3 separate regions of the Mus musculus genome follow, and all the other regions are linked to region 3. A link is a loop called in an ENCODE intact Hi-C map of the cell type or tissue named here. Cell type or tissue: heart. All regions are shown on one strand.

The links. Peaks named below come from ENCODE experiments on the same cell type or tissue, not always from the same donor. Only the 100,000 strongest peaks of a DNase experiment are listed, where the experiment ranks them.
Region 1: it touches region 3 in a loop (3-fold over the local background); 9 of 42 quality-filtered maps call a loop at or near these places.
Region 2: a loop joins it to region 3, with 7 times the contacts of the local background. A loop is called at or near these places in 34 of 42 quality-filtered maps.

Annotation. Positions count from the first base shown.
Region 1 is chr11:116,141,558-116,149,557 of GRCm38, reverse strand. Fbf1 (Fas (TNFRSF6) binding factor 1) reads left to right here. Exons shown (of 31, transcript NM_172571.3): 19 at 36-191; 20 at 339-439; 21 at 539-745; 22 at 1,330-1,437; 23 at 1,515-1,654; 24 at 1,732-1,850; 25 at 2,732-2,854; 26 at 2,937-3,122; 27 at 3,547-3,723; 28 at 3,798-3,935; 29 at 4,016-4,133; 30 at 5,016-5,125; 31 at 6,092-7,273. The coding sequence ends at 6,175. Among named protein-coding and RNA genes, the nearest start is that of Mrpl38, 6.7 kb to the right of the region's middle. In heart, no CTCF peak of the experiment used is centred here; a DNase peak (open chromatin) is centred at 3,067; H3K27ac peaks cover 2,019 bases.
Region 2 is chr11:116,223,165-116,231,164 of GRCm38, reverse strand. It overlaps Evpl (envoplakin), which reads left to right. Exons shown (of 22, transcript NM_025276.3): 10 at 122-247; 11 at 603-749; 12 at 1,042-1,196; 13 at 1,323-1,420; 14 at 1,592-1,764; 15 at 2,928-3,106; 16 at 3,185-3,323; 17 at 3,414-3,607; 18 at 4,026-4,176; 19 at 5,598-5,681; 20 at 5,793-5,903; 21 at 6,005-6,097; 22 at 6,964-8,000. It overlaps Gm33250 (a long non-coding RNA gene), which reads right to left and starts at 5,904. Exons shown (of 8, transcript XR_389161.4): 1 at 5,820-5,904; 2 at 4,210-4,284; 3 at 3,180-3,332; 4 at 2,102-2,211. In heart, a CTCF peak has its summit at 4,542 (motif pointing left); DNase peaks (open chromatin) are centred at 4,494 and 7,192; H3K4me3 peaks cover 225 bases; H3K27ac peaks cover 772 bases; H3K27me3 peaks cover 5,785 bases.
Region 3 is chr11:116,459,528-116,467,527 of GRCm38, reverse strand. It overlaps a transcript of Qrich2 not described here. Among named protein-coding and RNA genes, the nearest start is that of Qrich2, 9.2 kb to the right of the region's middle. In heart, a CTCF peak has its summit at 3,426 (motif pointing right); a DNase peak (open chromatin) is centred at 3,437; H3K27ac peaks cover 1,005 bases.

The DNA of each region.
Region 1 (8,000 bases), 320 kb after region 3:
CTCCACCTCGGAACAGCTCTCATCCTCTCCCACAGACCCTCCTCCCAGAGTCCATGATGCAGAGTCTGCTGCCAGGCTCAGGATACCAGAAGCAGCTCCTGGCCGCCCAGGGGCAGCTGCAGAGTAGCACTGCCCAGCTTCAGGTTGAGCTGCTGCAGAGCCAGACCAAGCTGTCAGAGCTGGAGGCCCAGGTGAGAGCTGCAGGGCAGCCAGGACCACTTTCTTCCTCGTGGAAAGTGATCAGAAGCATCACCGGGAGGGGAGGCAGCAGGGACTGGATGCACGGCCTGGAGTCTGGCTGCCGAAGCACCCAGTATCATTGGTTCATCCATGCCTAGGTGCGCAAGTTGGAGCTGGAGCGGGCCCAGCACAGGATGCTGCTGGAGAGTTTGCAGCAGCGACACCAGGCAGACCTGGAGCTCATCGAGGATGCACATAGGTACCCGCTGGCTCCAGCCTTGGCGGGAATCTCCTCCCGGGACCCAGGAGCACGCCACTGTGCTCAGTGCGCCCCTCTTGGTGGGTGTTCTGTTGACAGAAGCCGTATCAAGGTGCTAGAAACATCCTACCAGCAGCGGGAGGAGCAGCTGCGCAGAGAGAAGGAGGTGCTATCAGCTCAGCATGCGTCATATTGCCGAGAAGCTGAGCAGGCCAGGGCTGAGCTCGTAGCCCAGCACCAGCGGCAGATGGCCATGGCTGAACAGGAGAGGGACCAGGAGGTTGCCCGGCTCCGGGAGCTTCAGCAGTAAGGGCTGGAGGCGGGGGATTGGAGTCGGGAGTGGCTTTGGAAGGACTGGCCAGATGACAGGAAGGGGCCTGGGGTGTAGGCTTGTGAGGGCTGGTTGGCAGACAGTAGTGCCCGTGAGACCACTGTGTGGCTCTGCAGCCTGTGTACAGACTCACCCTTCCCTTCAGCCCGGTGAGATAAAGGCTCAAGGCTGAGCACAGCAGTCCACTGCCCCTTATGGGTGGGGTTCTCCCCACTCCTCTGGGAAGTCAAGCATTGAGCCTTTCTGAATGAGAAGGAAACTAAGACACCCAAGGGCTCCACAGGACAGCACAGCCCATGGGCCAGCACACAGGGTTAAGCACACAGCTTCCTCCTGCGCTGGGAAAGTTGTCTTTTGCTGAGCGGTAGGGTATCTGTGGCATGGAAGCAGCAATAGATGAGAGAGAAGAGTGAGGGAAACTGAGGCAGTGAGGCTATGCCTGAAGGAGGAAGAGGAGACAGTGCTCAGAGGTGTTCCTTTCTTGCTCGCTGGTATCATCTGTCAGATGGTCCCCTCACACTGACCCTTGGCCTTCCTTGCCTCTGCACCATTTCCCCAGGGCATCCATCCTGGAGATGCGCAAGGATCATGAGCACCAGCTGCAGCGGCTGAAGATGCTGAAGGACCAGGAGATTGATGCTGTCACCAGCGCTACCTCCCATACTCGGTATGTGTGCTGCCTGGCGCTGCTTCCCAAGGGTGTCCTGGCTGTCCCTGGGATGAGATGCCCTGACGATCCTCCAGGTCCCTGAATGGCATCATCGAGCAGATGGAGAAGTTTTCCAGCAGCTTGAACACGCTGTCCTCCCGCGTGGAGGCCTCGCACCTTACCACCTCACAGCAACGAGAGCTGGGGATTCGGCAGCAAGATGAGCAATTGCGAGGTAGCCCTCTCTCTCTAACTGGGACCCGTGTGTTGGGAAAGAGGGCAGACAGTGACCACCCCACGTGTTGCCTCCAGCTCTGCAGGAGCGGCTGGGCCGACAGCAGCGAGACATGGAGGAAGAGCGGAACAGGCTACAGGAGGTCATCGGGAAGATGGAAGTACGCCTGAGTGAGCAGAGCCGGCTCCTGGAACAGGTGAGTCTGTCCTAATGTCTATACTTCAGGGCCACCTTGGATGAGCTCAGCCACTCTGCATTTGATCATAGCCAATGGGCCAAGCCCGTGGCCAGCTGTTCTCTGACATCCACTTAAGCACGCAGCGACCTATAGGCCTATTCTTCCTGTCTCTTCCTGCTTCTGTTTTCACTTAACACCAGATGTCAGCTACCTGCCCCAGGGCCATCCTACAGACCCACCCACCAACACTATACTTCCCCTTCCTCAGACCTGACATGAGCTGAAATCTGTGGCTCTGAGATGGACACACTTGCCTACTAAATGTCATTTAGCCCCCATGTGCAAGGATGTTTGACCTCCCTGCAGGTCACTCATAGATGAATTAGGCGTTAGTCTTTTTTTGTTTTGTTTTTATGTGTATGGGTTGCTTTGCCTTCAGAGGCCAGAAAGGGGCATCATATCCTCTGCAGCTAGAGTGACAAATGGTTGTGAGTCACTCTGGGGTGCTGGGAATGGAACCCCGCTCCCCTGAAGAGTTGGAGCTTTTAACTCCAGCCCTGAGGCTCAGTGTTTAAAGAAGACTAAACTTTTCTGAACTTCTGCCCTCGTGCTTACGGAAACTGGCTTCCGCACTTGAGGCTGCTAGGTGATGGGCCAGCCTGGAGCTTTGGGGCAGGGCACTCCTGAACCTTCTCCAAAGTACAGTTTGACCTGAGTACTGGAGCCTCCTGATTCAGAATTGCAGGACTGGACCTGGACAGTACTCCCCAGTGCCTGTCACTTCCCCAGTGCCTGTCACTCCACATTATTTTGGAAATGAGTTTATGACAGCATGAGGGAACAGCCCGGCCTGTTCCCAGAGTGGGGAGTCCGCCCTCAGCCCGGTGCTGGCCTTGCAGGAACGTTGGCGGGTGGCCGCCGAGAAGACTAAGGCAGAGTCAGCCCAGCGCACTCTGGAGGAGCAAAGGAAGATCATGGTCCAGCAGATTGCCATGGAGAGGGAGGAGCTGGAGAGAGCCAAGGTGAGACCAGACCCACCCCCGGCTGCTGAGCCCACCGATCCTGCCCAAGGACACTCACACTGCCCTCGCTGCCCCCACACAGAGCGCCTTGCTGGAGGAGCAGAAGTCAGTCATGAATAAGTGTGGGGAGGAGCGGCGGCGCCTGGCAGCAGAGTGGGCTGAGTATTTCACACAGCAGAAGCTGAGTAAGGAACGGGCGGAGCGTGAGGCTGAGAGGGCGATGCATGCAGACTCCCAGCGGGAGGGCACCATCATCAGCCTGACCAAGGTAGGGCCCAGAGCCCAGGACCGAGCATGCCAGGGTGCCCTGGACTCCCTCCGTCCTGGGAACAAGAGCATAGCTAGGGCACAGCACGAGTCCAGGAACTGGAACCGTGGCCAGCAGCCAGGTTCCTTGCCTTTTCGGAGGCTCTGTGTGCATAGTTCTCTTATTTGCTAACTGGTTCTTTCAGCCTGTTGATTCAGATATTTAAATGAGGAAACTGGTATTCAGGGAAGTTGGACATGACAATTTGTGTGGCTTTGCAGGAGCCTCCAAGCTTGGCCCCAGGCTTCTCTGGTCCATGTCAGAAGTCCCTTGCTCTACTGTCCACTGCTAGAGGTGGGGGAGGGGGACAGGTACCCCAGTGGCTACATAGACTTGGAGTAGCTCTGGATCAGCGACTACAGCAATGACTGCATTCATTCTGCAGGAGCAGGCGGAGCTGACAGTTAGGGCCTGTGAGCTCCGGGCCAAGGAGGAGAAGCTGCTTGCTGAGAGGGAGGCTTTGGAGAGAGAGCGCCAAGAGCTCCGGCTGGAGAAGGACAGGTTACACAAAGCCAGCCTGCGCCTGCAGGCCCGTGCACAGGAGGTGGAACACATGAGTAAGGTGTGCCTCAGCAGGGCTGCTGTGCAAGCCACTGTTGGCTTCCAGCCGGCCCTGACCCAGTGGCCTCCCTGCAGGTAGCCTCCAAGAAATACGAGGAGGGGGAGCAGGCCTTGCAGGAGGCGCAGCAGATGCAGAATGAGCAGCAGGGCCGGCTGCAGGTGGTCCAGCGGCAGCAGGAGTGGCTGCGGCAGCAGGAGCAACGTGTGCACCAGGCAAGGTTCCAGTCCCCGCCCTGCCCCTCAGGCCACCTTCCTCTGCCCCCACTGAGTCCCTCTCCTTGGTGTTGGCACAGGAGCACCTGAGCCTGGCACAGCAGAGGCTGCAGCTGGACCGCGTGCGGCAGGAAGTGCCTGCTAGCCTTCCGGGGCTGCCCCCCAGGGTTCAGGGCCCGGCAGCCTCCAGCCGGGATGGTGAGTGACTCAGTGACTCCAGGAGGACGGGACACAGCCTGGAGCAGGAAGCAGCAGGACCTATTCCACCTGCTCAATTTAGAGGCTGTGGGAAGCTACTGGTTTGGGGTTTTGTTTGAAAATAGGATCTTGCTTTATTGCACAGTCTGGGTTCACACTCAGATCCCCCTGCTTCAGCATCCCACATGCTAGACTGCAGGTGTGTCAGCTGTTGAGCCATCTCTCTACCCCTACCTCCTTTTTCAGGGGAGTTTTTTGTTTGTTTGAGACAGGGACTCACTATGTAGTCCTGGCTGGCCTGGAACTCTCTGTGTAGACCAGGTTGGCCTTGAAGTCACAGAGATTCTCCTGCCTCTGCCTCTTCCTGAGTGCGAGGACTAATGAATGAGTCACCATTTCTTTCTGTTGTTTGTTTTTGTTTCTTTGGCATCTTAGCTTGAAAACCAGGCAGGCCTTGAACTCAAGAGGCCTGTTGCCTCTGCCACCCTGTGCTGGGATTACAGGTGTGCTCTGCCACCACAGGCTCCAAGTCTCCTCTCTTCCTTTCACTTTTGGGTGGGTTATGCACCCATGCATACATGGAGCCCACAGGAGGCTCCTGGGTGTCCTGCTCTAGCACAGTCTATCTTGTCCTTTTGAAAAAATGCTGCGTATGGGTTCTGTGCCCACAGAGGCTGAGGAGGATGTCAGCACCCTGGCCCTGCCATTACAGATGCTGGTATTCTCCTGGGTACATGCTGGGAAAGGAACCTGGCTTCTCTGGAAGAGTCCCCAGGGCACTGGGCCTGGTTCTTCCTTCGGGCAGTGTGGGTGCAGGTACTAATGGAAAAAGCCAGGCCCCCTAGTTTCCCCCTGAACATTGGCTCCTGCCTTTCTCCTCAGCTGTCCAGGCCCCCGCTTCCAGCAGTCCTCAGTGTAGCCAGCCAGCTGCTGCCCAGGTGCCCACACACCTTCTTGCCAAGCTGCTGCTGCTAAAGCATACAGCAGAAGAGGTAAGCATCCCCTGGGCCGGGTCTCGCCTCCATTCACAGCAAGCAGACTCCCTCCAAGGCTGCAGGAGCACACACACTTGCTCATAAAGGGAAAGAAGAACATGGATAGCCAGGATTGGGGGTACGGTAAATGGCAGGATACTTGTCTAGCTTGTACAGGGCTCTGATCCCTAGTGTTATCCCTGTTGAAAATTAACTTTGAAATTGGACATGGTGGCACCTGCCTTTAATCCCAGCTCTCAGGAGGCAAAGGCAGATAGATCTCTGTGAGTTTGAGGCCAGCCTGGTCTACATAGCAAGTTCCAGGCCAGCCAGGAAACGGAATCAGGAACCCAGTGAAATGGGCCAGGAAAAAAAAAAGCAGAGGAGGTAAACTCCGTACACTGCTTGTCCGACCTGTGTAGGCACGAGGGGCTGCAGTACCCTTTAGCTGCAGATAACCTGGGACACCAGTGAGGAGCCAAGGAGCCTGTCCCACAGGCTGGGCTCAACACTGAAGATCGTGTGTGTCATAAACGTCCTCGCACAGGCCTGCGTGAGGACAGTCGTGCTTGATCTAGTGCCACCGAGCTGGGCCCTCAGCAGTTTCTCTTCCCTTTTGTTTTTCCTTTGCTTCTTTGATTGAGATGGGATTTTCACTCTGTAGCCCAGGCTAGCCTTGGAATCCTCCTTACAAGCCCTGGGATGACAGGTGTGAACCAGCACACACAGACAGGAGATTTTCTTATCTCCAGTTCACACTTGAAGACACTGGGGCCCAGAGACATGAGGTCACTACTGATAGATCCCAAGGTTCTCAAGTCCTTTTGAGACTGAGACCATGGCCTGTCTCACTCCATGCCTCAGCTCCCACATACCCGTCCTGCTCCCCAGTGGAGGGGCTCCCAAGTACAGGCTGGCTCCTCCAATATCAGGAGTCCCGTCAGTGCACAGAAGTGTGAGCACTTGTCTGAATCTGCCTCACAGGACCACGACTTCTTGGAGAATGAACAGTTCTTCCTGGAGACTCTGAAGAAAGCACCCTATAATATGGCGTACCATTCTGCCTGAAAATGCCCCGTGCTTCCTCAGCGGGCATCTGGCCTGGAGTGCTCGCCCACTGCTGACCAGCTCCAATCTGTGAGAAAGGCTCCCAGCAAAGTACTGCACTGCTTGCCCAGAGCCTGATTACAACTTCTTGTATGGACAGGGTATCTGTGTGTTCTTCCCAGGCGCTCTGACCTGCAGCTTAGAGGCAGCAGGTGCCTCCCCAGGGAGCAGTGACAGTAAGACCATCTTAGCACCCATCATAGTAAGACCCCCGCTCATCACTGCCTTCCACGGCAGTCACTGGGGTCTTTATGCCTGGGCTACTTTAGAGGCAGGAACCTATTTCAGGACAGTAGGGTCATACACCATGAACAGCCTTTGCTTTCAATGAGAGGTCCTTCAAATGGGAATAGGGAGAAGAGCCTTCTAGCTGAGAGTGGGAGGCCTGGCCAGGGACAAGGATGGCACTGCTGAGGCACACCATGCCCAGATGGATTGATTCTGGGGCTTGAATATGTCCGGGCTTCACCCAGCCCTTCATCTCACCCTCGGGTAGCTCACACACAGCTCCATTACTCCCCAGTGACTCAGCATTACTCCCCAGTGACTCAGCATTACTCCCCAGTGACCAGCATTACTCCCCAGTGACCAGCTAACTCAGCAGCAGCACTGGTTTCTCCCGCCCCCTCCAGGTTCCCTCCAGAGGTGGGGTGGGGAGCTGTAGGAGTAGAGGGGTGTGTGGAGAAGCAGAGGAGGAAGGGAGATTGTGAGAGCTAGAGACTGCCTGAAGACTAGGAAGGAGCCCTGGGGCCAGGCTGCTGCTCCTCCCGTATGAAAAGTGCCAAGACCCTCTAGTAGGGTATCAGGAGACGGCCTCGGAAGGGAAATGATCCAGCAGACCCAGCACACAGAGAATCTGCTGTTCCTACACAGCAGCTTCCATTCAGGAGCACTTCCTCCCTTCCCAGCTGAGAGGGTGTGTCCACAGAAGCAGGGGGGAAGAGGAGGGGCACACCAGAGGGTCAGAGGGTAGGGCACCGCTGCTCTGCCCCTCAGAACCTCTCCTGGAGACACCTGAAACCTTGCTATCCGACCCATTAAACTGTTGTATTGTTTCGACTTCTGTTTTGGATTTGCATCAAACCTGGGGCTGTACCGGTGGAGGTAAATGTCTTTCCCTGAGTTGCCCCTGCCTCCATTCTGCTATGTTCCTATGTCAGTGCCCCCTGTAATGTGTCCTTAATGATTAGAAAACGATTGTCCTGGCCAGATGTGGTGGCTCTCATGTGTAATCTCGCACTCAGGAGTCTGAGGGAATGAGATTGCCAGAGTTCAAGACAAGTTTGAGCTACAGGAAGTTCCAAACCATCAACCTGGACTGCGGAATGAGAGGTGGCGCTCACCTTTAAACCCAGCACTTGGGAGGCAGAGGCAGGTGGATCTCTGAGTTTGAGGCCAGCCTGGTCAACACAGTGAGTTCTAGGACAGCCAGGGCTATGTAGAGAAAGCTTGCCTCAAAACAAAACAGAATACAATGTTTGCTTACTGCTCCTGTTATTTGCTGGAAAACAAACCACAGAACAGGCAGCCACCTCTGGAGAAAGCTGACCTATTGAAGTGGCCATCTTACACCCTTTTCTCTGGCACCTTCGGGACACCTGGAGAAGTTAATTTTCCATTCCTGTCTCAAGGGTGGAAAGAGAGCTTCAGGGATTGCAAAAACCCTGCACGGAGTGACAAGTAGCAGGGCCAGGGTTTGAGTTGTGCCCAGGCCAAGTCGCAGGCTCAACCACATCTCCTTGATGCCCCACAGGGGAGAATGTGATATACAAGGCAGGCATGGTAC
Region 2 (8,000 bases), 240 kb after region 3:
GCCTGACTTTATGAAGTTTATCCTAGTATGACTTTAGCCTGGTCCATCTCCAGCTATTTTGCAGGGTCAGTGGGTAGTAGGTTGCCCCCTGGCTCTGCCCTTGACCACCCAGTGACCTTAGTTCCAGGAAGAGGCGGACTCAGTCAGCCAGACCCTGGCAAAGCTCAGCTCCAACCTGGATACCAAGTACGGCTTTGGCACTGGGGACTCCTCCGGCTCCCCCACAGAGCTCCTGCTACAGCTGGAGGTGAGAGTCCCACTGGGCCATCTTCATCCTGTCCCTGGGTTGGAGCTTTCTCTCTAGAAAAGAGGTCCCCAGGAGAAGGGGCTGCGCCAGCAGGAACCCTGACCCTCCTGCACTCCGGTATGCTACCCATAATGTGACCAGAGAAGCCTGGCCCAGCTCTGAGGTCCCCACAGCTTCCTCCCACAAGGCCCCATGTGGCTCTTTCTAGCCAGCATCCGTACCCTCCATCCATCCACAGACAGTCTGACTTAGCTTCTCCCCTGATGAAGCCCACACTCCTCTTGGGAGATGGAAGGGAGGCAGGTGGCTTCTACTGTAGCCTGGCCTGAGCTCCTGTTGCCTGGGTCCCCAACAGGCAGAGGAGAAGCAGCTGGCCATAGCAGAGAGGGCTGTTGGAGATCTGCAGCAGCGAAGCCAGGAGGTGGCCCCACTGCCACAGCGCAGGAACCCATCCAAGCAGCCCCTGCACGTGGACAGCATCTGTGACTGGGACTCGGGAGAAGTATGAGCCCTACCTGCCTTCCTCGCCCGACCCAGCCTCTGTCCCCTACCTCTCCACACTGCTTCAGTCCCTAACCCACCCCACCCTGTCCCTCCCTCTTCTCACTCCTTCCCTAACCCAGCCCCACCCCTCTCAAACCTGTCCCACCTCTGACCTGTCCTTGTCCTTACCCCAGCCCCTCCCACCTCTTCTCCGGCCTTGTTCCAGCTGCTGTCTCACCTACCCATCTTGACCCTAGCCACCTCTCCAGTCCCCAACCCTCGATCCCACTGGAGTTCCTCTCCGTCCTCAGGTTCAGCTGCTTCGGGGAGAGCGGTACACACTCAAGGATAATGCTGACCCATACACGTGGCTGGTTCAGGGCCCTGGAGGAGAGACCAAAAGTGCCCCAGCTGCCTGCCTCTGCATCCCAGCACCAGACCCTGAAGCTGTGGCCAAAGCCTCTAGGTAGCTCACCCCAGGATGCCCACACGCACCAGGGCCAATGCTTTTTCCTCTGCAGCAGTGGGTACTAGGGCCAGATAGGCAGACAGACAGACAGACAGACAGACACCTTCCTCTCATCCTCTCCAGGCTGGCCACGGAGCTGCAGACCCTGAAGCAGAAGCTGTCTACAGAGAAGAACCGCCTGAAGGCTGCTGCTGTGGAACACTTACAGCCTGGCCAGCAGGGTACCAGAGGATGGTCAGGGAGGGCCAATGGGTGGGCGTGCTGGGTAGGAGGTACTCCATCTAGACTCTTCTTCCCTCAGTCAGGCCCTGCCCACCCTCCAGGTCCCGCAGGCACCCAGGGAGGGCCCATCTCAGGCAGACATAAGACCTCACTAGCACTTCTGTCCCCAGCTCCGGCAGGCTCAGCCCCCGCTGACCCACAAGGTCAGACGCTCCTGTCACAGATGACCCAGCTGGATGGGGATCTGGGGCAGATAGAGAGGCAGGTGCTGAGCTGGGCCCGGAGCCCACTGAGCCAGTCTTCTTCACTGAAGGACCTCGAGGGCCGCATCCACAGCTGTGAGGTAAGTGGGTGGCCTTGAGAGCTTCAGGACAGGAAAGGGCCCTGCCCTGAGCGTGCACACACTCCTGGGGCCATGGACTCAGAAAACAGGGCTCCCATCCTGGTTCTTCCACGGACAGGATCTGTCACCGTGGTCAAGTCAGTATTCTGACTTTAGTTTGCTTACCTCTGGGGTGGTGCCCGCATCCTTTGGGCATCCCAGAGGTGAAAGTGTGACAAAGCCTGGCCCAGAGTAGGGACCCCTGACACATGGATGTTTTTTCTAGTGAGAGTCATGGGAACAGCAAGGGAGCTGTGGCTGTCCCATAGGGGGAGAGTTCTAAGCAGGGAAAACCTACCTGGAGGGATGAAAACACTGAGTCAGCCAGTGATGACCATGTGTCTCTGACACATGAACCCTGCAGCCTGGAGGTACCCGAGCATTCTGGTTAGCCTTCCAAACCGGTTTCTGTTCAAATAGAGCATACCATTAGTGTTTGGATTTTTAAAAATGTGAACCATGTTCATTTACATTGTTGTCTAACCTGTTCTGGTCTGTCTGCCATGCAGTAAGATCAGGGTAGCATGGGGGGAGGGTGCAGCAGCCCAGCCTGTCCTGGGGGTGGGGGGGCTTCCCAAGGGAGGGGGATGGAAAGCCAGGGGCTGCATGAGGATGCTCAGGTGGCGTAGGGGGAGGAATCTGGATGCTCGCTCATTGGAAGGTCTCACAGATGGGACACTGGTACAGGATGCCAGAGGCTGGTGGCTGACCCTGCCACACCAAAATAGGTGAACTAATTGTGATGAGAGACAGAAGGTGGCTGCCCTGAGTGAACTATGAGCCAGGGTTCTGCCTGCTTAGCCCAAAGTAACAGCAAGGTACCGGGCTGACAGTGACCAGGACACTGACTGACAGTAGCAACGCCAGGCCACGGTGTGCCTGGTTCTTGTTGCTAAGGATCTAATATACAGAATCTCAATTCACCTCCCAATCCATCATTCTGCGGATGAAGAGGCCAAGGGTGTGGGTGTGGGCTGAGAAAGGTTGTTCTGCCCTCAGCTATCTCCATGGGGACAAGAAGAGGCAGGCCTGGCCCCACACTTGGACCACGCCTTCAGAGGCATAGGGTTAGGTGACCCAGAAATCCCTGACGGTGTCCTCTGCCTGCTCCACCCCTGACCCAGGGCACAGCACAGCGCCTTCAGAGTCTGGGAGCGGAGAAGGAGGCAGCCCAGCAGGAGTGTGAGGCGTTTCTGTCTACCAAGCCTACGGGCTCCGCTGCCCTGCAACTGCCCGTGGTCCTCAACAGTGTGAAGAACAGATACAATGATGTGCAGAGCCTGTGCCACCTCTATGGGGAGAAGTGAGTGCCAGGGAGAGCCCGTCTAGAGGGCACTGGAGTGTGTGACTGAGCTGATTGACCGTTGCTTCCTCACCGCAGAGCCAAGGCTGCTCTGGGCCTGGAGAAGCAGATCCAGGAGGCAGACAGGGTCATCCAAGGCTTTGAAGCCGCCCTGGCACTTGAGGGCCCCGTCCCCGAAGGCTCTGGGGCACTGCAGGAGAGGGTCAGCGAGCTGCAGGTAGGGTTCCTGAGAGAAGGAGAAGACAGGAGTGGTCTGTGTCTCCCAAGGAGCCTAGGGCACGCTCCATTCCGGCTCCCTTTTCCACAGCGCCAGCGCAAAGAACTCCTTCAGCAGCAGGCCTGTGTGCTGGGGCTGCACCGCCAGCTGAAGGCCACTGAGCATGCGTGCAGTGCGCTGCAGAACAATTTCCAAGAGTTCTGCCAAGACCTGCCGCGCCAGCAGCGCCAGGTTCGTGCCCTCACTGACCGTTACCACGCTGTGGGGGACCAGCTGGATTTGAGGTAAGTAGAAGGAAGGGGTGCCCGGGCACCGCTGCCAATGAGCTAGTGACTTAACTCCTCTGGGGCTCTTTCCTTGCTTCTAATGGGGATAACTATACTTAATTCCCTCTCTTATGAGTGCCAGGCAGGCTGGGCAGTGGTGGCACACGCCTTTAATCCCAGCACTTGGGAGGCAGAGGCAGGAAGATTTCTGAGTTTGAGGCCAGCCTGGTCTACAGAGTGAGTTCCAGGACAGCCAGGGCTACACGGAGAAACCCTGCCTCGAAAAACCAAAAAGAAAAAAGAAATGAATGCCAGGCAGGCACCGTTCATTGTGTCTGAGACACAATCTCTGTTAGCTGCAAGGCTCGGGCCTTCAGGTCTGTCTCGGGATGGAGGCCAGCTTCTCACACCTGTATGGGACCTTGTCCCCTGGCAGGGAGAAGATAGTACAGGATGCCAGCCTCACCTACCAGCAGCTCAGGAACAGCAGGGACAACCTGAGCTCTTGGCTGGAGCAGCTGCCCCACCACCGGGTGCAGCCCAGCGACGGGCCAAGCCAGATTTCCTACAAGCTGCAAGCACAGAAGGTGAGGCGCTGGGGCTGTAGGGGTGAACATTACCTGTGACAGGGCCTGGCCTCGAGCTGGGGTCTCCAGATACCTGTTTCTTCAAAGCCACCTCCTTAGCAGGGGCAGCTGCTTGTATTCATGAGGCCAAGGATTAAAAGCAAGAGACGCCATAGGTCAGATCAGGAAGTGGTGGTGGGGTGGCCCTTACCCCTCCACAGCATTGTCAACACTGCCTTCCCAGTGGGATGCTCTTCATCCTTGGTAAGGCTGAAGGGGAGAAACCAGGAGTGGGGGGTACAGACCTACACCCTCAGGCATGCCACCTGTTGGAGAAGTCCATCCCGTGGCTTTTAGAGACAGGCAAGCCACCAGCTTGATATGAGCGCCCCCTGGTGGACACATGTGAGGGCAAGTGACCTGAGAAAAAAACCCTGAGGAAAAAAGTCAGGTAGAGCCAGGCAGTGGCTCTAATCCCAGCACTTGGGAGGCAGAGGCAGGTGGATTTCTGAGTTTGAGACCAGCCTGTTCTACAGAGTGAGTTCCAGGACAGCCAGAGCTACACTAAGAAACCCTGTCTCAACCCCCCCCCAAAAAAAAGTCAGGTAGATGAGAAATGTCTCTTCCTAGATGAGAAATGTCTTTTCCAAGGACTCTGGTCCCTGGGAGGTAGACAGACCCTGCAGGTTCTTCTAAGCACAGGATGGAATCCAGACTTGACATTACAGTATTGGGAGCCCCGCTGGAAAAGGGTCACCCTCAGACTGAAAGTTGTCTATGGAGGCCTCAGAATCAGCCAGGACAGAAGTTCAAGGGGGCGGGGGCAGGGCCCTTCCCAGAAAAATGAAGCTGGACTTCTCAGAGCATTTGGTACCTTTTTTCTGTTGTGTTCTCTCCTCTCTCTCTCTCTCTCTCTCTCTCTCTGATACAGGTTTCTGTATAGCCCTGGCTATCCTAGAATTCACTCTGTAGACCAGGCTGACCTCAAACTCATACAGATCTGTCTGTCTGTCTTTCTTTCTTTCTTTCTTTCTTTCTTCCTCCTCCTCTTCCTCCTCTTCCTCTTCTTCCTCCTCCTCCTCCCCCTCCTCTTCCTTTTAGATTCTAAGTAAATTACAATGCATACCCAGGGTTCAGAATGATTGGATAAGCAGTAGTTTCCAGAGGCTGGTCCCTGGAAGCTTGAGTGGTGCCCCAGGGCTTCAGGGTCTCACTGGACAGTTGAATCCAGCAGATCTGTGGCCTAATGACACCAGAGCTACAATGTAAGAGCCACTGGGACAAGACAGAACTCTAGGGCCATCAGACAAGAATGTCAGAGAAGGGAGGCATCCCTGAGTCCCTGTTGCTTATGTGTGCTGGCTGATTGTGGTGCTGGGGACACCGGCTGGTGGGAAAAGAGCTTTCCCCAGCCCCTGTGACTCTTGCTTCCTCCTTGGCAGAGACTGATACAAGAAATCCTGGGGCGCGAGCAGGACCAGGCCACCGTGTCCCGCCTCACCCGGGACCTGCAGGAGGCCCTCCAGGTGAGCACTTGTACTTCAGCTTCTCCCTGTTTTCCCACCAGCCTCCCCTCCCTCTTCCAGCCCCTGGTCCCCCAGGTCCAGTCTCTGCAAGTGGCTTTCCCTCCTGTTCAGGACTATGAGCTGCAAGCAGATACCTACCGCTGCTCCTTAGAGCCCGCCTTGGCAGTGTCCGCCCCGAAGAGACTCAGAGTGATTTCCTTGCAGGAGAGCATCCAGGCTCAGGTGAGGCTGGTCCTGGCAGGGTTGAGCATCTCCTGGCACCAGCCCTGCAGCCCCTCAGGCCGGAGCTGACTCTGCTGTCCCTCTCCCCACTTTGTTCCCAGGAGAAGAACCTTGCGAAGGCTTACACTGAGGTTGCCGCAGCTGAGCAGCAGCAGCTGCGCCAGCTGGAGTTTGCTAAAAAGATGCTCAGGAAGGTAAAAAGATGGCGCCCACCCTGGGACGACAGCAGACAGCCCGGTCCGGGGTGGTGCCCACCCTGGGACGACAGTGGACAGCCTGGTCCGGGGTGGACCCGGATGTCACCTTTCTCCCCTGCAGCCTTAGCCTCTGGACAGGCCTGGGCATGGAGATTTCTCTAGAAGTTCATGCAGGCTGTGCCTACTCCAGGCAGGCTCTGGGGGTGCCCTCCAGTCTTCCCTTAGCCATAAGCAGTCCTCCAGTGGGGACAAGAGAGCTTTAGAGAGCCAAGAAATGCTCCATAGTCCTCAGCCTTAAGACCAGTTACGTTGAGCCAGGCAGTGGTGGCGCACACCTTTAATCCCAGCCCTCGGGAGGAAGAGGCAGGCAGATTTCTGAGTTCAAGGCCAACCTGGTCTACAGAGTGAGTTCCAGGACAGCCAGGGCTACACAGAGAAACCTTGTCTCGAAAAACCAAGGGGGAAAAAAAAAAAAAAAAGACCAGTCACATAGGAAATAGGCCATCTAGGGCTCCGTTGTGGGTTGAGCAGAAGCCAGGAACTCTGGTGCCTGTGGCTGGCCAGGTTTTCTTATCCTGAGCCATTTTTTCAGTGTCTACTGGAGAAGGTTAGCAGCCCCTCCCCCAGGGGGCGGGGCTGGGGGACCCAGACCCTGCTTTGTATCCTAATAGCATCTCAGTGAGCTCCTCCGAATCCTCTGTTCAAGTCTTCCAAATCTTCAGTTCCGTTGCCCAGGATCTACCGGGAAGTCCAAGACAGCAGGCTGGGATCTCTGACCTCAGGGGTGGGGTGCAGAAAAATAGGGCTCCAGTCTTTTCTCTGCTCACCCCAGGACTGTCTCTCTCTTTCCCGGTCACCTACAGAAGGAACTTGATGAGGACATCCAAGCCATCCACAGCGCGAGACAGGGATCTGGGAGTCCGGCACACGCAAGGACGGCGGAGTCAGAGGTCCTGAAGACCCAGCTTGAGGAAGAGAGGAAGCGGGTGGCTGAGGTGCAGCGTGACCTGGAGGAGCAGAGGCAGCGGCTGCTGCAGCTGAGGACCCAGCAGCCTGTGGCGCGGCTGGAGGAGAAGGAAGTGGTGGAATTCTACCGGGACCCCCAGCTGGAGAGTAACCTGTCTCAGGCAGCATCCCGGGTGGAGGAAGAGGGCAAGAGGCGGGCCCGCCTGCAGGCCGAGCTGGAGGCGGTGGCCCAGAAGGTTGTCCACTTGGAGGGCAAGAGGAAGACCATGCAACCTCACCTGCTGACCAAAGAGGTCACCCAAATCGAGAGGGACCCTGGCCTGGACAGCCAGGTTACCCAGCTCCACAGTGAGATGCAACGGTTGCGCGGGGAGAACGGCGTCCTCACAGCCAGGCTGGAAGAGCTGAAGGACGAGCTGCTAGCCCTGGAGCAGAAGGAGATGAACGTGAAGGAGAAGGTCGTGGTGAAGGAGGTGGTGAAGGTGGAGAAGGATCTAGAAATGGTTAAGGCGGCCCAGACTCTGAGGCTCCAGATCGAGGAAGATGCTGCACGGAGGAAGGGGGCGAAGGAGACCGTTGCCAAGATACAGGCTCGCATCAAAGACCTGGAGCAGGCGATCAGCTCAGTGGAGCCCAAGGTCATTGTGAAGGAGGTGAAGAAGGTAGAGCAGGACCCGGGCCTTCTCAAGGAGGCTTCCAGGCTGAGAAGCCTCCTGGAGGAGGAGAAGAACAACAACGTCGCGTTGGCCAGGGAACTGCAGGAGCTGCAGGAGAAATACAGGGTGGTGGAAAAGCAGAAGCCCAAGGTGCAGCTGCAGGAGCGAGTCAGCGAGATCTTCCAGGTGCTCCCGGAGACAGAGCAGGAGATCCGGAGGCTCCGGGCCCAGCTGCAGGAGACAGGCAGCAAGAAGAGCGGCGTGGAGCAGGAGGTAGA
Region 3 (8,000 bases):
TAAGTTCTAAGGCAGTAGTTCTCAACCTTCCTAACTGTGACCCTGTAACACAGTTCTTCATGTGATGACCCCCAATGAATAATTAAATTATTTCGTTGCTACTTCGTGACTAATTTTGCTACTGTTATGAATCTGTAAATATCTGATATGTGAACCCAAAAGGGTAACAACCTACAGCTTGAGAGCTGCCGTTCTAAGGTCATTGGTCAGATGCTCAGAGGATTAGGAAGTTGGCCTTTTGGCCTGCTGTTGCCAGGTAATGGAAATACAGTAGTGGAAATTCCCTTTAAAAACTGAGGGGGGGGGGTCGGAGGGGAAACCAGGAAAGGGGATAACATTTCAAATGTAAAGAAAATATCTAAACAAAACAAAACAAACAAACCTGTCCATTGGGCAGGAGAGATGGCTCAGTGGTTAAAAGCACTGACCGCTCTTCCAGAGGTCCTGAGTTCAATTCCCAGCAACCATGTAGTGGCTCACAACCATCTGTAATGGGATCTGATGCCCTCTTCTGATGGGTCTGAAGACCGCTACAGTCTTATGTAAATAAAATAAAAATTTTAAATCGTTAAAAAGCCGGGCAGTGGTGGCACATGCCTTTAATCCCAGCATTTGGGAGGCAGAGGCAGGCGTTTTTCTGAGTTCGAGGCCAGCCTGGTCTACAGAGTGAGTTTCAGGACAGCTAGGGCTACACAGAGAAACCCTATCTTTAAAAAAAAAAAAAAAAAAAAAAAACCCTGTGCCCATTCAGACTAAACTACAACTCTTAACTCTATAGTCATGGATCCTTTTAGTGTTTTCCTCAGCTGCTGAGACCTTCAGAGTCCTTAACAGAGATAAATGGGCTTAGGGAAGCCTTCCCCACCTCTTGAGTAAACAAAATTATGTAGAGACTGCCTCTTAAGAGGCACCAGTGACCTACTCACAGCCCCACTGGCCCAGGCACATCATCCCTTAGACTTGCCTGCAGGTCGCCATGACGCCCCGTGAATCGTTGTCCCTGGTGGCCTACAAGAACTAATGGATCTGGCTTTCTGTGTTGAGGAGTTGAAGTGGGGTGGACCCACAGGAGCCGTCGTAGTTTCTCCTCCTAACTCACGTGTTCCTAATGCAAACGCTCTGACCCTGACTAATCATCCCTTTCGTTAAGCGCGTTACTGAAAAACTGGTGGCACCTTGGGGTGTGGTCAAAGCCTCTTTTTTAGTCCCAATAAGGGCTAGCCCAAGCGAATGTTCTTAGAATCTCTAGCGTCCCGCGCCTCAACAACCCTGCTGCAAACCGTGCGCCCTCGTTCCAAACGTCCACCGGCCAAGAGCCGGGCTGGCTAGGAGAGCGGAGCCCAGGGCTGGCTAGGAGAGCGGAGCCCAGGGCTCCAGCTAGGAAGCCACAAACCCACAAACAGGGCCACCTGCTGAGACCCCTGCTGGCCCCATAAGCCTTCTGGGAACGAGGAGGCGCTTGGTCTCCCTTCTTCCCTGATTCTGTGCCTCCCCAAAGGGCACACGATGCCGCCCTCATTGGTGGCCAACAGGGTCTCCCTCCGGGAGCTAGCCGACCTGGCAATTGGCACTCCAGAGGTGGGCGCGGTGAACTTTACGGCCTTGCACACACTGATAGTGTCCATTCTCAAGAGCCTCAACCTCCAAGAAGTTCTTATCGACTTCCACTACCCATCGACTGAGACTGGCCGCGGAACTGAGTCTCTGCATGGCACTCACAGCGCCCCGCATTTGCCAACCAGCAAAGAGAAGCATCAGAGTCTACCTAGGCTGTCACAGACTCCACAAGAGCTAGAAAACCAGGTGAAGGACTTGGGTAACCAGGTACTGGACCTCACCAAACAGTTTAAAACTATGGACAACAAAGTACAGGGCATGGCCACACAAATAGACCAGATCTCAGTCCCTGAACTCCAGCAGGAAGAGGAGATAGCTCTGGTGACCCAACAGGTATCCCTAACAAAGTTCTCCAAGATCTATGAATCTGAGGAGATGATGGAGAAGCCTGAGCCCACAGTCAAGATGCCCACCGAGATGGTACAACTAAAGCCCTCAAGGACTCCCAGCCTGACCAAGGTGGGTACATTAACCCTAAAAATCCTCTGCTCCTCTGGGCTACCCTTCAGGCCCTAAGCTACCCCCAATACAAGGGGTACCAGGTCTGGCTTCACAGGACTCCTCTACCTTGCAGCCCACGAGTGTGCTCCAAGACCTCATAGAAGATGTGAAAATTCTGAAGCAGGCTTCTGAGCTGCAGGTTAGGACACCCTAGGGACCACAGCTCATGAGTGGGTTGATGCTTTGCCTCTACTTTCTCTCCTTGGTTTTGTGTGTGTGTGTGTGTTTGTATGTGTGTTTGAGCACCCACATGCATGCAGTGCCTGAAGACTCCAGCAGAAGGCATCAGATCCCAGGAACTGGAGTTAGTTGTAAGGCGCTCTGTAGGTGCAGGATAACATACCGGTACCCTTCACAAGAGCAGCCAGTGCTCTTACCTGCTGAGCCATCTCACCAGCCTCATTCCATTTCCTAAAGCCATTAATAACTCATCAAGATACCTAGAATACCTAAATTGATTTAGAAGGTAGCTGAGACATTGCAGGATATTCTTAAAGTGAGTTTCCTTAAAAATTGAGACTATCCCGGTATGGTGGTTCCTTTAGTCCCAACACTTGGGAGGCAGAGGCAGGAGGATCTCTGTGAGTTTGAGGTCAACCTGGCCTACATAGCCAGTTCTTGGCTAACCAGTGCTACACAGTGAGACCTTGTCTCAAAGCAAGCAAGCAAAGTACACAGTTTCTGTTCTATTCCTGTGAGGAGACACCATGACCAAGACTTGCTTACAGTTTCAAAGGTTTGGTCTATCATCTTGGCCAAAAGCATGGCGGCACACGGGTAGACACGATGCAGGAGAAATAGCAGAGAGCTCTGTAACCAGATCAGCAGGCAGTAGGAGAGAGACCCTGGGCCTGGCTTGCCCCTCAGTGACACATTTCCTCCGAGACCATGCCTCCCAATCATTACAAATAGCACCACTCCCTAAACATTTAAATATAAGAGCAGCCTACAGGGGCTATTCTTTTTTTTTGGGGGGGGGGTTTGAGACAGGGTCTCTCTGTGTAGCCCTGGCTGTCCTGGAATTCACTCTGTAGACCTGGCTGGCCTTGAACTCAGAAATCCATCTGCCTCTGCCTCCTGAGTGCTGGGATTAAAGGTGTGCGCCACCAGTGCTCGGCTACAGGGGCCATTCTTATTCACACCACCACACTAAGTAAAGTAATAGAGAGCGCGCAAGGAATGGTAGTTTACTGCCTGTAATTCCAGCAGCACTTGGGAGGCAGAAATGAAGAATCCTGCAAGCCCCGGGCCAACTAAGTCAGCTGCAAGTTTTGAGCCAGTCTGGCAACTGGAGAAGTGGTAGGTCTTTGCTCAGCCTGCAGGGGGCAGCAGAGGACTGAGGAAAACACCCCATGGATACACAGAAGAGGGCGGGAGGTGGAGAAGGAAGGGAGGTGGGGGTGGGGCAGAAACTCAGGGTTGACCAGCTCTCAGCTGGAGAAATCTCCACACCCCAGAAGCTCAGTGTGTTTATTGCTTACAGTTGAGCAGGGAGGTAGGGCTACTGCACACAGATGTACAAGGAGACAGGTTTAGGTCATCTCTGTAGGGGAGCAGCCTCCAGTCTATAAATATTTAGGGATGAGATGTGGCTGTTTTCTGCACACACACTGTTAACATCTACACAGAGACCAGAAAAAAGGCTTTGCCATGAGCCATGATTCACCACCACCACCACCCTGAGCCTTATGGGTACGTGTGTGTGTGTGTGTGTGTGTGTGTGTGTGTGTGTGTGTGTGTGGTGGTGGTGGTGGTGGGAGGGTTGGGTGTTTACTATTCCCCCATGGCTCTGAGGATGTGGGATCCCCTACTCAGCTGTACCCGTGTCAACAGTACACATTCACAAAAGATTTCACTCAGAGCTTCCTCCACCCCCTGCAAGGGAGAGTAGAGGAATCAGGGAGCGCACATGTATATTGCTGACCCAAGGGTCAGTCCTCATGAGGGCGGTAAGGATGGAAAGTCGGATAGCAGTGCCTCATCAAGGTCACAGACACAAGCTGCAACAAGCTGGGGACACTTTAACCTTGCCTTGGGTTTTCCTGAGGGAGAAGTCCCAAAGGGTTCTTCATGTAGTGTCCTGTGAGCACGAGGAGACAGAAAGCAAAGCCAGATTCTCACACAGATCAGGCCAAGGGGTTACAGGTAGCCTTTAGAGGAAAGAGGAGCCACCAGAAAGAAAGGATGGAGAGAGGCCCAAGAGAGAAAAGGACACAAGACAGGCCAAAGGAGGCCCAGCCCTGGGAGATCTCTGGCTTTTAACCCAGCCTGAGCCTCACACAGGCCTGGGGAACTGTCACATCTCTGGTCTTGGCTCTGGGAAGTGGACCCCACTTTCTCTGTGGTTGTTGCTGTCCTTTCCTTTGTTCAGTTTTTTTAAAGCAGGGTCTCCTCGTAGCCCAGCTGGCCTTGAGCTTAACTGTGTAGTCAAGGCTGGCCTCTGACCGCTTGGTCCTTCTAGTCACCTCTCAAGGGCGGTGGTAATCAGCATGCGTGCAGCACCATGTCTGGTCTTTTCCAAACTTTAGTGTTTGAAAGATCAGTTTAGAATCTGTTTAGATCCCGGAGGTCAGCACAAGTTATAAAGAATAGTTGAGGGGGGCTAGTGAGATGGCTCAGCGGTTAAGAGCACTGACTGCTCTTCTGGAGGTCATGAGTTCAAATCCCAGCAACCACAGGGTGGCTCACAACCATCAGTTGAAGTCCCAATCACTTGCCGGGGCCCTCGCTTTTGGAGAGACAAGGCGGACTTCAAGCTGTCGAGCTGGAAGCTTTAGATAATGAGTAGCAAGCAAAGAAGCCAAGGTCAACTCTGACTGGTCACTGTTTTCACTACTTCCTTCCTTCCTTCCTTCCTACTGACCAGGAAAAGAACTGGGAACCTGGCCGGGTGGTGGTGGCGCACACCTTTAATCCCAGCACTTGGGAGGCAGAGGCAGGTGGATTTCTGAGTTCAAGGCCAGCCTGGTCTACAGAGTGAGTTCCAGGACAGCCAGAGCTACACAGAGAAACAAACCCTGTCTTGAAAAACCAAAAAAAAAAAAAAATAATAATAATAATAATAAATAAATAATAATAATAATAACTGGGAACCTGGCTTTCTATGTCACCTAAAACTAGGTGGAAACTAGGAACCAGAGACTGTACCTTCACTAAGACCCATAGGCTTCTCATTTCCTTTTCTCCTTTACACCAAGGCTGTGTGTGTGTGTGTGTGTGTGTGTGTGTGTGTGTGTGTGCACACAGGAGGGCTGAGGCAATGGTCCATTTCTAAACTCTGTTTCCAGGAACTCCTTCAACGTTTTAATGAACTGGAGAAACTAGTTAAAAGCCGAGAAGAATACCTGGTAATATGAGCAAGCTCTGGGGGAAGGGTCCTGAGGGATAGGTAGAGGACTTCCCTTCAGCCTGGCTTCTCTTTAGGCCTGGTCCCAACTCCCATCCCTGAATATCTGTGTCCTTTGTGGGTAGGGGACATATGCACTCTGCCACTAAGCGGCACTACTTCTGGGTAGAAGTGCAAGTCCTTGCCATCTTTGCTCAGGGCTCTATCCAGAATCCATGTGAGCTAAAGCACCCATCAGCCAATTCTGTGCCTCTGGCTGGTCACTGAAAGCCAGTGACTCTTCCTGAGGCTGTGGCTGTTGGTAGCACCCAATCAATCCTGTTGGTCCCAAACTGCGGGGAACGGATGTGCATGCATGCTTACACATACATGTGTGTACATTCCTACTTACATGTCTCTGTGTGTGCATTCACACTTACACCACGTGTGTCTGTACACTCGTGCTTATACACGTGTCTGTCTGTATCATGATATGTTATTCACAGGATCTATTAAGTCGGAGGCTGAATCTTCTTGCTCCGGGTGGTGAAGAAATCACCATGGTCACCTGGGAAGAGCTAGAACAAGTGATTGGTGACGGCTGGAGGGCCTCCAAAGGGGTAAAGCAAATGGGCAGCAGCACTGGGTGGTATTCCAGAGAACATCTCTCATACATTCCACTGTCTCATATTCTGCTGTTTGGACCTTCACTACTTACTTTGTAGATATTTAAAACATTTTTCCAGGATGACATTGGCACGAGTAACCCAGATAAATTCCCAGGTTTGGAATGACAACTTTACGCTTTGTCTACCTGTTGCTACTGTGCGGACCCAGCTTAGAGTCCAAATAGAAGCTTGGAGGAAAAAAGAGAGAGAAATCCAGGGCAGGCGTGACGAGAGCACAGCAGGAAGAGCTATGTGTAGTCCGTGTAAAACCTGTCATAGGCTGGGCAGTGGTGGCGCATGCCTTTAATCCTAGCACTTGGGAGGCAGAGGCAGGCGGATTTCTGAGTTCGAGGCCAGCCTGGTCTACAAAGTGAGTTCCAGGACAGCCAGGGATACACAGAGAAACCAAACCAAAAACAAACAAACAAACAAACAAAAAAAAAACTGTCATAGAGGGGTAGGCAGTAATCCATGTTCTGGGGTGGGGGGGGGGAGAAGGAAGGAAGATCTGGGGGGGGGGTGTTGGCCATCCACCCATGCTGAGTATGTGAACTCACAGTTCCGTGAGAAACCCTGCCTCAAACAGACCAAGAAGGAAGACTGAGAAAGCCACACCATGATGACCTCTTCTGGCCTCCACAAGTATACACACACACACACACACACAGAGGAAATAGCCAGTAAATGATTTTGCCCCTCATAATCTTAAGGCACCCAAATTCCAAATCTCCACAAGTACCTTGACGTCAAAACCGGAGGAAAACCTTGCCAAGCCTGTGGGCAGGGTGTCAGTCTGCCTAGACTGCAGGATGTCCCTGCTGTACGGGAACAGCTAAACTGCAGGTCAAGAGCTATGGTTTATGAAAAATTAATTCCCATGTCAACTGCTTCAAAATCTTGAGCAAAACTTTGTGCTATATATATTCGAGACTTGTTAGAGGCACTGGATTCTTTAAATTATTAGGTTGGGGTTACAACTTATACTTCCATTATACTTAAATTTACTCTGTGTGCCTATATATGGCTGTGTGCATTCCAGGATGCCTATGTGGAGGTCAGAGAACAATCCTAGAGGTGGTTCCCTCCTTCTACCACGTGGGTGCCAGGGCTTGCACTGCGGTGAGGCTTGGTGGCAGATGTTTTTACAAACCAAGCCACCTCAGGCACTCCCTCAATGAGAAAACTCCACGTTACATTTCCCCCCCTAGAACCCAGCTGTGTTCACCCATTAGTAAATAACAGTGACCCCACCCCAGGGACTCTCTGTTTCCCCACCACTTCTGTAGCTGCTGTGTCCGTTTTTTCTAGGATTTCATCGAATGTGCCTGTACTCCCTGTAAGGAGTCAGCAGCCCCAGAAACCTCTACATCACTATGCTAACCCCACCCCCCATTCTGACCTTTCAATGACAAAAGGAACTTTGTAGGTCTGATGAAGTCCAGGATCTTGAGGGAGAGTCCCCTGGATCTTGCAGAAAAGACTTCATCACAAAAGGCCTCTGTAAGAGGCAGCGGGACAGAGAACAGCTATATGGAAGGACATAGTACGTATGGAAGGAAGGTTGTAAGTTCAAGGCTGACCTTGGGGGTTGTCATAAAAAGCAAGTTCAGGGGTTGTGGCTGTAGCTTAGTTGGTAGAATGCTTGCTGCTCATGCACAAAGGGCTGAGATCAGCCCCCCAGCACAGATGAAGTGGGCATGGGGTGATTGCTGTAATCTCAGCACTCCAGAGACGGAGGCAGGAGGATCAGAAGTTTGTTATTGTCAGCTACATAGGGAATTCAAGTCTCTGTCTTAAAGCAAACAACAACAACAACAACAAAATCTAGCAGGCTGGTAATCCCAACTATTGAAGCAGAAAGACCAACAGCTGAAGGCTTGCCTAGGCTA